Regions from separate parts of the Mus musculus genome. Here region 1 is linked to region 2. Evidence: chromatin contacts called from ENCODE Hi-C data. All regions are on one chromosome and are shown on one strand. Each heading gives the region's core, a stretch centred on a gene start or an enhancer-like site at or near the end of the contact. The rest is flanking DNA. Distances are from core to core; before and after follow the strand shown.

Region 1 (5,509 bases), core at 2,029-4,528, 350 kb before region 2:
TCGATCTCTCAATAGGCTTGGATCCATAATGCTACAAGACAAACACGAACCTTTAATATATATTCAGATCACTCAAACCCACATGCCATGTCTACAGCCCTTGGCAAGTTAGTTCCCACAACATAGAGTGTCACTGTTCTGTGCAGCAGCTGCACATTAAGTGGCATGAGCAGGGCTGCAGCAGTGTGCACAAGGACTTCCAGGGCTACCTCATGAGCGAGCACTTCGGGGAACCAGCTGCCAACTAGGGTCTCCCCATTGCAGCCATCAATGACATTTAGAAGTCTCCAGAGATCATCAGTGGATAGATGGCTTTCATCCTTTGTTGCCACACTGTGACATTCATGAGATTTGCCTACAAGGTATAACCTGGAATCTGGCTTCTATCTGCACATCATGTAACAAATGAAGTAGATCAGCTCCTTCAGGGAGCACAGCTTATCAACTGTGAGACGAATTAGCAATACAAGAACCAGCTCTTAAAAGGGACAGTGCCCAGTCACTTCTGCCAAACCACAGGTCATTGTAAATAGTCTCGCTGAGGGGAAAACACAGAATGCTATCTCTAATAACCATGCTAACTTTATAGAACAGCCAAGAAACCCTAAGCCAAGTCTGCTGCCTTATCAGTTGTAAACAGCTACCTTCAAGAGCAGTCCAAAATATGTAACTAATAATTCTGAATGGTGGTTATCTCCAGTAATATGGAGTATGCATATATAGTGATGTTCACATATTGGGATTTGTGTAATAAAAATCAAAGGGAACAAAATTTTGTAACTGTAAGAACTTTCATATTCAAAATTCTTGACTTTCTCTTTAATGACAACAATATATCCTTCAGTTAGCCAAATACTGACAAATAATTTCCTGAGGTAAAAAGTTTCAGTGTTTTCCAGTGTATAGACTCAGACTTGTAACTTAATGGCAATAAATGACTTAAGTATTTCTATAAAATACACATGCATACATACATATATGTATACATACATATATACGTTATTATATATACATACGCACACAGAGACAGAGAAATTATCCTCCCCAGCTGGCTCTAGCTGAGGATATAGTTCAGCTGATAGAGCACTTGCCTTGTTTCATGGGGCCCTGGGTTAAATCCTCAGCACACACAAATTTTAATTACAAGCATAACTCACACTTGAAGCTCACATTATATACTGTGTACCAGTGCTCTAGAAGTTAGAAAGCATATTTAGGCTCATTGAAGAAGGAAGGGGGAGAAGGGGGAGGGGATGGGAAAGGGAAGAAAAGGGAAGGAAAGGGGAGGAGTGGAACTGCTATAAATTAAATGGTGTGTTTTAAAAACCAGTGCCCTCTTATTAATTAAGAAAGCTGGATTAAGGTATTAAAAACATCTATAGAAGCTGGGCATAGTGGTTGCACACCTTTAATCTCAGCAATTAACCTGGAGCAGAAGCAAGCAGATTTCTGTGAGTTCAAGGCAAGGGTCTACATACAGAGTTCTAGGACAGCCAGGACTACATAGAAAGACACTGGAGGGGTAAAAGTGTACAGAAAATTCCTGATTTAGGAGGTAAAACTAAATGATCATTCCCGCTCCTCCCCCCCACCCCACCCCCAGTTATAAAACTGTAGTTTTATAAGCATTTTTAAGCAATCTCAACACAACCAGAACACAAGAACCACCAGTTGAATCACCATGAATCTTACAAAAAGTCTTTTCTCTTCCTAGCACTCTGCAGCACGGTTCAGAAAAGCTCACTCTTGCCCCTGTGAATGAATTTCACACTAGTGTTCAGTCAGGGGGGAAAGACCACTCTACAGAGGCTACTTCCAATGATAACCCTTTCATACACTGAAAATATTTTAAGTTGAAAAAAAATGCATTCAATCCATCTTTTGTACTGAACATAAATGCCTAGCAACCTGGTACACAACAGCATATCAACTGTGCCTTTGTGATATCGACTGGGAGCTCACGGCAGCTGCCTAGCATCATTAAAGTACTAAGTCACTAGCCTAGCAAAACAGCGTTAACCTCAAGTTCAGTTTTTACTAAGTATTGCTTCCACGTACATCTTCAGGAAAGCCGGAGCATCCTAACTGGTTCCACACACACTGAGTTCCTTGATTAAATAACAGGGAGATGGAGACTGGAGATATAGCTTGCTGGAGGCAAGTGGCAGTGTGACAGGTTCAATCTTGATCCAAAGGGATTTAAAAAAAAAAAAAAGCACTCATATGGAAAACTCACTGTGAACTTTATGTAAGAAGAGTCGAAGAGTCCCTGGTCTAAGAGTAAAACATCTGCTCCTCCCAGTTTCAATTCCTAACATTTGAGCAAATAATCTACAGAACTGCTCTAAATGTAGTTTCCTCCTAGGTCTGGGGAATGGGGCACTATCAGTGTTGTACATACTTGGCTCAACTCTAAAAGTGAGGAAGTATTTATGAAAGATTTTTTTTCAAGAGTAATTGTTATTTTGGTTGTATTAGGTAAGAAATTAACATTAACTTAATATGCAAGTGAGAGAGGTATGAGTAGGGAAAGCATGAAAATAAGAAAAAATTCACAACGTGAGAAGACTGAGGAAACAGGCAGTTTGCAACTCCTAAAACAGGAACATTTTACTTCATAAGGTCAGATGACTAATCTGGACGTCAAATAAAGACTTTAGGACAGATCAAACCTGTACAACTTAGAAAAACCTAACTACATAATGCCCACAAGTCTGAAAGACTAAGCATTAGTGCTATGGCTAATTTTAACACATAAAACCTGAATAGAAGTGGCACAACTAAGTAAGAAGTCATGTGTCCCAGCCCTGGAACCCTAGCAAAGCTTTCTGAAATAAGAGAGACCTCTCTATATGATGATACCAACAAAGGCACCCAGAGCAAGCGGTTTACTCTCCGGAGTTCCAACTAACTTTTCCTCCTTTTGCAACCAACATCTGTACTGCAGTGCACATCTTAGGGCTAACCTGGGTGGTAAAGAAACTATATCCACGTCTACTTTACATTAATCTGGTCAATCAAAAGCCCCGAACAGGATGTTACGACCGAGAGCTGGTACGTTTCACGGTGGATAGCTACCGGAAAACTAACATTTCAAATCTTCAGGCTCCACTGTCCAGTTCTTTCCTACCCCAGAATCTGCAATCTTCCAGCAGCCTGTCTGTCTACTCTGTCTCTCGCTTCACGGCTCGCCCCCGAGTACCGGAGCACATCAGGAAAACGGAGCGCAGAGTTCGATCGGGAAAATACCTCTCGACTCCTCCGAAAACTCACAACCTCAAAAAGTTTAAAGCAGCATTAGAAAAGCCAGTCGGGAGGGGACGCCATGGTGGTCCCCCCAACTCCACACAGGGATGAGCTCGGCTGCTGTGGTTGTGGCCAAGAAGCGGTCGGCACCATCCGCTCGCCCACCCGGAATCCTTCCCGCTTTCCAACCCGAAAGTTTGCTGTATGGACGTCCGGCCTAAAAGACAATGCTGGCTGGGGCGAGCCCCTCCTCTCGGGGGCTCGGCTTTGGAGAACGGCTCGGCGGCGTGGCGTCCACGCGCGCGTCCCCTCGGAAGACGCGTCCCGCTTCGGGGCAGCCGAGTCCCACGCGGGACTCGTCCCCCTTCGCCCGCCGCCGCAGTCCCTACCTCAGCGCCCGCAGCCCGCGCCGCCTCCCAGCCTCCGCCTCGGCCGCACGCACGCACGCACTCACGCACGCACACACCCGCCCACCGCGGGCCCGCTTCCCGCCCCCCGCCGCCGTCGCGGCGCGCACGCCCAACACGGACCTGCCAAGGGGGTCGAACCCGAGGCGGCCGTGGTGGTGGCGTTGGCGACACAGCCCCGGCCCCGCCCTCCACTTCCTGGTGCGGCGGCTAGGACGCTCGCTCCCAGCAACCACCGCGACGCCGCTCCGAAAAGGCGCCTGCGTCACGGCGTGCTCCGCCCCGAGTTTCCATGACGACCGGAGCGCGCTCAAAGGCTGCCGGTAGCCACGTTTACTCTACCAGCTCTGCTCTAGGGAAGAACGGAAAGCCGCTTTTCTTGGCACAAAGTCGGAGCAGCTCCTTCAGCCGGCTCTGGAGTCTAACCCAACCGGCAACATTACCAATAAATCTGTCATATTTTTTGGAGGGTGGGTGGTTTTGGTTATTTGAGACAAGGTCTTCCTGTGTTGCCCTGATTGGCCTGGAACTTGAATTAAAGTTGCAGAGATCGTTCTGCCTCGGCCTACCAAGTGCTGCTCCATGCCAAGCTTTTTTATTTTATTTCAAATACCACTCACCAGAACCACCTTTAACAAGTGGCGGGGGGCTTGGGGGTGGGAGGGACAGTCTAGCAAAGGCAAACTCAACATAGAATTCAACTTCTGGACTTCAACCTCAAAACTTACAGCTCAGCTTCTGCGCTTCGAACACCGGCTCTTTTCATACCTGTGACCTGTCTTTGATTTTTTGGGGGACAATATAAGATGTGGGTGCGATATTTGGCAACAACAACAAATAATAATAATTGGCCCATCCTGCACCCTACAACTATCCTTGTTTGTACAGCCTAATCCAGTATTTAAATATCCCATAGCTGTAGTTTATTAGTACTAATTACTTTGGGTCTTAGTTTTGTATGTCCCGCCCCCCCCCCAACATAGGATACTAGTGATGATGCAGAAACTAACTTTGTATAACTAAATTTTTGTCAGGTCCAAAGGAGAGTCCAATTCTTCAAACTTCAAATGACAGTCCGAAGATCCACTAGTTAACTTAATCTGGACTATACGAGGAGTTCTAACAACTGACAAAAGACGGCGGCATTCCTCCGGAACTTGTGAAGCTCTAGTTTCTGTCTAGGAAAATGACTCATTTCCCTTTCCTCCAGCAAAAGTGACTTATGGCTCTCCAATTAACATGTCAGCACAAGGTGCAAGCCCGGCAGCCTCCAGACTCCCTCAGTCCCTACAAGCACTTATACATTTCAAAGCCTGCTCACCAGTCCCCTGGCCCTTCCCACCCGCCCACCGATTACTCATTCTTCTTGTTCACTCTTCTCCGCTCCTGCTGCTGCTTTTCTCAATAAGCTTCCCCTATTTTCTATCAGTGGCCATTTTCCCGTTTCTTGTAGACAGTCCTGGCAAAGCCCAGTCTGCTACACATGGTCAATCTACTACTTTCTCTCTCTGCCCTGGACTCTCCAGATCCCTGTGGCTGTTCTCACTCTCATGTCTCCAATAAAAACCTTAGCCATAACATGGGGTGGTCATGTTGGCAGTTTCTTCACCACACCCCTCTTGTATACATCCAGTGCCAAACATGCATACAGTCTTAGGGTTACCGGGATGAAACAACGTAATGAAACCCTTGGAGAGGAAAGGGTTTATTTCAGCTTACACGTCCAGGTAACAGTCCATCTGTCTTAGTAAGGCTTTACTGCTGTGAACAGACACCATGACCAAGGCAACTTTTATAAGGACAGCATTTCATTGGGGCTGGCTTACAGGTTCAGAGGTTCAGTCCATTATCATCAA
Region 2 (5,523 bases), core at 2,118-4,617:
GAGAGTCCATCACAGTACTTCGAGAAATGTGAAATAGAATCTGCAACCAACATCAGTATGTATGTCTGGGTTACTAGTTGCTTGGTCTTAACAAAAGCCAATGAACTTAATCTTCTTAATTCGTCCCACGGTTTTCCTTAGCGACCTTAGTTTAATGTGTTTAGAGAAAAATTCTGGAGGGAAAATTGTTCAAAGCTGAATTACTTAAGAGCATATCAGAGAAGAGCCACATTCTGACCTCGGTCCTTGCAGCCAGCTCTCACCCATGAGGACTCGAGCTGGGCAGCTGAAATCAGTGCCTGTCTCTTAAATGTGATCACATGACTTACTGTGGAGCAGTAACTGATCCCACGACAAAACACAATTTCGTTTAGAGTAAGATGTAGCCCAACAGATGAAATTTCATTCAGTTAATAAGGGATGCTGTGGGTGTCCATGCTATATCTACCCACTTGCTTAAAAACTGCTGAGTGTCTAAAAATTCAGGTGGCACTTTCTGGAAAGTGATTTTTAATACAGGCAAGCACAAATGGATGGATACGTCTTGTGTAGAGTAAGCCTCTTTGAGAATCTTAAGGAGCACCTTGGAAAATGCCTGAATTTTCCTTTTAAATGTTTATAACCAATAGTGTTTCCAAATATTATATCTCCCACACTGCAATTTTGTATTCTCAGCAAAAAAACCAAAACCAAAACCAAAAACAACAACTTTTTTCTTTTGGAGTTAAAAGTATGTGTAAAAGTCAGGTTTATACTGTAAGTTTGACATGGTTTTAAGGGCAGCCAATATAAGAGCCCTACTAAAAAATATATATCAGTAGATATATCTTTACACCAGTGAGCTGGTGCACCAACCCTTATGCACGAGTGGGAAAGCATAAAATACACTTTGAAAGTTCATGACAGATTTTTAAGGAAAAACAATTCCAAATTATCATGAAAGGCTGTTTTAAAACATCAAAATTTCCATAACAAAGCCACTGGGTGAAGCCTCCCTCACAACAGTGACATAAGCATAATTTCCAAAACTTTGGAAAGTCAATGAAATATATAGAATAGGAAACAGAAGATTAGATTGCAATTAGCTAGAATAATGAATTAAAACTCTTCCGTGGCTTTGATATGGCAACTAAAACTGTAGGGTTACCACAAAATTTGAAATTATAGAATTCTGTATATAGTAGTAACTGCTAAGGAATATGACATTGTATTTCAAAGGTCTAATTGTCTAATAATATTTGTATTTTAGTGGTACTAGTTAATACTCAGTTACCCAATGAGAATATATTCCTACTAGTACTTTCATAAAGAAATATACTACACTTGAGGTCAATCTCTGTTTCTGTGGTAATGGTCCTACAGGTAAACTTTGCAACTTTTTAACAAAGTACGAACTTTTAACAAAGTATGGGACTTTCTTTGGGGGTGGGATTTGTTAAATAGAAATTCACACTTTTGTATTAAGTCTATGTATCATCATTTTCAAGATTCTGTCATAGTGCAATGTAAATCTTAAGTTATCGTGATTAAAGGTCAGAATGTCACACTCTGTGCTGATCTGCATACTTCAATAGTCTGGAGCAGTTGAAGCAGCTAAACTATTTGGCTCTGGGGAGGTTGGAATTCCCATGAGAATTATAGTGATCTATGTATAACATAACATGAGAATCAGACTCCTTTTAAGTATAAACTATTAGAGGTATTACTAATAACAGAGGGCCCAAAAGAGGAGAAACTTCTTCAAATGATCATGATTACGGATCAGTACGTTTAGCCAATTACTGATTTCTAAATTCTGCCTGCTGGAGTTCAATTTCACGCTAGTCCAGGCATTCTTGTTCTTCACCACTGGCCCGACGGCCATCCATTCTCTTTTCCTTATGGCTGTTGCAAATTTTCCTCATCTCTTCTTCATACTTGATAAAATTCTCCCCAAACCTTGTCCAAGCTTTGAACGGAACAGTAATAGTATTACGGTAAGGCGGTCTCACCTCACTTACCTTCAGGAAAATTCCATATTTATTAGAGCCCACATCAAAGTAGAACCTTTTATTGTCCACTCTGAAAGAGGTCCCCTCTGGGAGTTCAAGTGGGTCGTCGTCTCCACACCTTCGTTCTTCTATGTCTCCTTCGCCGTAGTCTTCAATCAGCTGAACCAAGGCATCACGAAATTCAATCATACCTTGTGCTGGGAGGACAATAGTCTGATCCTGGCCCAAACTGTGGCCAAAGTAACCGATCATGCCAGTGCCCCGCATCATGGTTTGTCTAATCCTTAGGAAGCGACCTCGTTGGTTTTCCTTTAGGTCCAGGTAGTATTTCCTATTGTCCCTCTCTATATAGTCCGTTTTGAGGACACTGTGAGGATGCTCTTCTGACCCCACTGACACCGGTGGGGAGGGTGCAGAGTGCTTCTGCCGCCTCCTGGAGACTTGCTCTTTGCTCTGGCCATGCTCCTGTCTGTGGCCTTTCAGGCCCAGATGGGCATAGTGCTCGATGAAGTCGCCTAGACAGTCCTTCAGCTCTGCTGCTACCGACAGGGAGAGGGTCAGTTTACTCTTTCTGATATTGTCCTGCCGGCCTCTCCCTATCCAGACTTCGGCTATCTTTAGGAAGCGGCCCCGGGAGCTCTGCTTCACGTCTAGGTAAAACCTCTTTTTCTGGATGTCCACACGTTTGGAGGCTAGCTCCTGGATTTCGGATGTGCCCCCAGACTGATTAGGGGTGGCTGACGCGGAGTAGTGGGGGTAGTGAGAATGCTGGGCCTGGGGATAGAGTCTACTCTTGCTTAGGCCAGGGCCCCCTACATTCTTGCCTCCGCGGCCACGGCCGCCGCCGCTGCCGCCGCCTCCCCTTCGCCTGGCTCTTTCCATCTTCAGCTGCAAGTGACAAACAGACACACGGGGTGGGATGGGGGAGGGGTGTTGAGAACAATCGCAGACGCCCCTGGGTCCGCACTGCCCCCGCTGCCGCCGCCCGGAACCCCTACTCTGGCCCGGCTCTCGCGCTCCGGCCTCGGCCGGCTCCGCACCGCGCACACAGCATCCCCTCTGCCGCCCCAGGCCTCCCGCTCCGATTCCCGTACGCTGCCAGCCGCCCAGCTCCGGCTCGGCAGCCCCGGGGGTCCCAGCCAGCCGACACTCACATCATCTCCGTCACCGATGCCCTTCACGACCACCGCCGCCGCCGCCGCCAGCTCTCGGCCCCTCCGCCGCCGCCCCCCGCCTCCTTCCCCGCCGCCGCCGCCGCCGCCGCGCGCTCTGCCCCCCGCCGGAGCAGCGGGGCAGGGGCATCGCCTGCGGCGCCCACCGCCGCCGCCGCGCCTCCTGCGGCCGCTGCCTGGATTCGGGCACCGGCCCGACGCCGCGGGGAGGGCGGGAGGGAGGCGGGGAGCTGCCTGAGGGGCCGGGCTTGGGACCCCGCCTCCCCAGCCGCGCTAGCGGAAAGACGGGGGACTCGGGCTCTGCCTCCGGGCGCGCCCTGACGGCAGACAGCGCGCGGGGACCCGGCGTGCGAGAGAGCCGGCAGGAGAGGTGGCGGGAGGGTTGTGATTTCCCGCGACTCACCCGCACCTGCGTTGAGACTACATTTCCCAGCGTGCCCAGCGGCCGTCAGCTCTGAGCATGCGTGCTGCGCGGGGTGGCTGCGGTGGGTGGGAGGGCGGCGCGGCTGGGAGAGGTTGGGCGGGGCCGCGGGCGGAGTGCAGGGAAGGGCAGTCGCCAGACCAGAAGTGCACCGAGGCGCCCGTTGGTATAAAGTTAGTAAATGTGAGGCCTCTCTCGATGCCTGGGTCCTGGGCTTTGGTTCTCAGTCCTCCATAAATCATCCTGCTGGAGGAGAAGACCCTTAGATCTGGCTCTTCTCAGGGTAACGTGCCTTCCCCGCTTTTGCCTCTCCCCTTTGCGTACCCTGGGCTATATCTACGCATCTCGGACGCTTGTTTCTCTCTCCCACGAGGCTTTCTCTTGGGGTTGTGTTGGGGAGATTCTTGGAAAGGGAGCCTTGCCTCCTTTCTCCTTCAGATCCCCTGGAAAGGGGCCTCGGAGCCACAGGCCTCCTCTGGTCCCGTCAGTGGGCTTTCCCGCCTCTTCCGCCCCAGCTGCTGTTTATAGCGCTTCGGAGGCAGAGGTAACTGAGTCCGGGGAGGCAACCGACTTTCCACTACTGAGCAAATTGTTTTGGACCTCTTAAGGTTAAGTCATTGTACTAATGAGCATTTGGTCTTGTTGAATATGACTCGTTCTCCCATAGACCTGATATGTAAAAACCTGGAGAGCAAAAAACTCTTTAGGATGCTAATCCAGAGTCCCCAAATAACAAATTTCAGCCTTATTTTTCCCTTTGGTTTTATTGAGACCCGGCTTCTCTTCTGTAGCCCCTCACACTTTTAGCCCAGGCTGTCCTCGAACTCAAGAGAGTACGGCCTACCCTGTCATGCCCTCTTGATCTTTTATTAGAGATTGTATGCAAAGCCTGCGGCGTATAGGGCAGTTTGGTACTCGATGTCGTTGTATACTAGTTGTCCCCTGTGTCTCCTCTTGCTTTGAGGATGGAACCCCAGACTGGGACCACTCACCTGCTTGATACAGCGCTCTTCAATTGAATGGCATCCCAGCTCTGCTAATTCAGCATATAATTGTTGAGCGCTGCTGAGATAACAAAATGAATGAAACAGAAAATTTACCCATTTTTGAGCTCACAATTTAGCGGAAAGAGATACACAAAATGCCAAGTGCAGTATTGACAAAGTGAAAATGAAAGAAAGACGGGTGAGGGCCAGTGGGTGTTGGGAGGTACAATTCCCAATAGGTCCTCACTGTGAAGGAAGTGTCTATGGGACAGGAAAGAAAGTGCAAGCCTGAAGGAGGCTGCTTGGAGTAAGAGTAACCTAGAAAGGCCTTTAGGGTAGAGAAAAGGGGCCTGCTCTTAGAGATCAGAGAGATTATGCAGGATTCATGACTATGTTAGGAATCTGGTGTGTCATCCTGAAGTGTTGGGAAGCTCTGGTCGAGTTTTCAGGGAAACACACACACACACACACACACACACACACACACACACACACACTATAATTTGCCAGTTTAATAATTTTAAGTACAGTTCAGTGATAATAAATTACACTCTGCATGTGCAAATGTCGCCGCTATCTACTGCTACCACGTTCTTTGTTGTTGATTTGGGTTCTTGTTTGTCTGTTTTTGGATGCTGGGCATTGCCCATGCTATAAATACCTATTCTTTTACTGCGCACACCCTAGCCCTACTTCCAGAACTTGCTCTTCATCCTAAGCAGAGACTCTGCAGCCATAAAGCAATAACTCTATGGCCTCCTCTTCCCAGGCCCCAGAAATTTTTGTAATATTTCACTTCTCTTATGAATCCATGCATTTCAGATACTTCATGTAAATAGAGCCATTTGTTCTTTTGCACCTGACAGATGTGGCTCCGTCCATCCAGCAAGGTTTCCTTTTCAAGGCCCATCTATGCTGTTGTTCAGAGCTGAGCTTAATTCCTGTTTTAAGGC

What was found. Hi-C counts contacts between places; a loop is a spot of excess contacts on that map.
Region 1: a loop to region 2 is called in a map of heart, with 4 times the contacts of the local background. The contact joins the promoter of 1700104B16Rik here to the promoter of Purg in region 2. A Hi-C loop is called at or near these places in 10 of 37 maps with a recorded cell type or tissue (T-helper 17 cell, T-helper 2 cell, gastrocnemius and 3 more).

The regions. Positions count from the first base shown.
Region 1 is chr8:33,730,256-33,735,764 of GRCm38, reverse strand. 1700104B16Rik (a long non-coding RNA gene) reads left to right here and starts at 3,278. Exons shown (of 2, transcript XR_004691281.1): 1 at 3,278-3,976; 2 at 4,688-5,231. Gtf2e2 (general transcription factor II E, polypeptide 2 (beta subunit)) reads right to left here and starts at 3,698. Exons shown (of 8, transcript NM_026584.3): 1 at 3,636-3,698; 2 at 1-31. The coding sequence starts at 27.
Region 2 is chr8:33,383,686-33,389,208 of GRCm38, reverse strand. Purg (purine-rich element binding protein G) reads right to left here and starts at 3,367. Exons shown (of 2, transcript NM_001382855.1): 1 at 3,146-3,367; 2 at 1-2,879. The coding sequence starts at 2,873. The coding sequence ends at 1,821. Wrn (Werner syndrome RecQ like helicase) reads left to right here and starts at 3,682. Exons shown (of 34, transcript NM_011721.4): 1 at 3,682-3,867.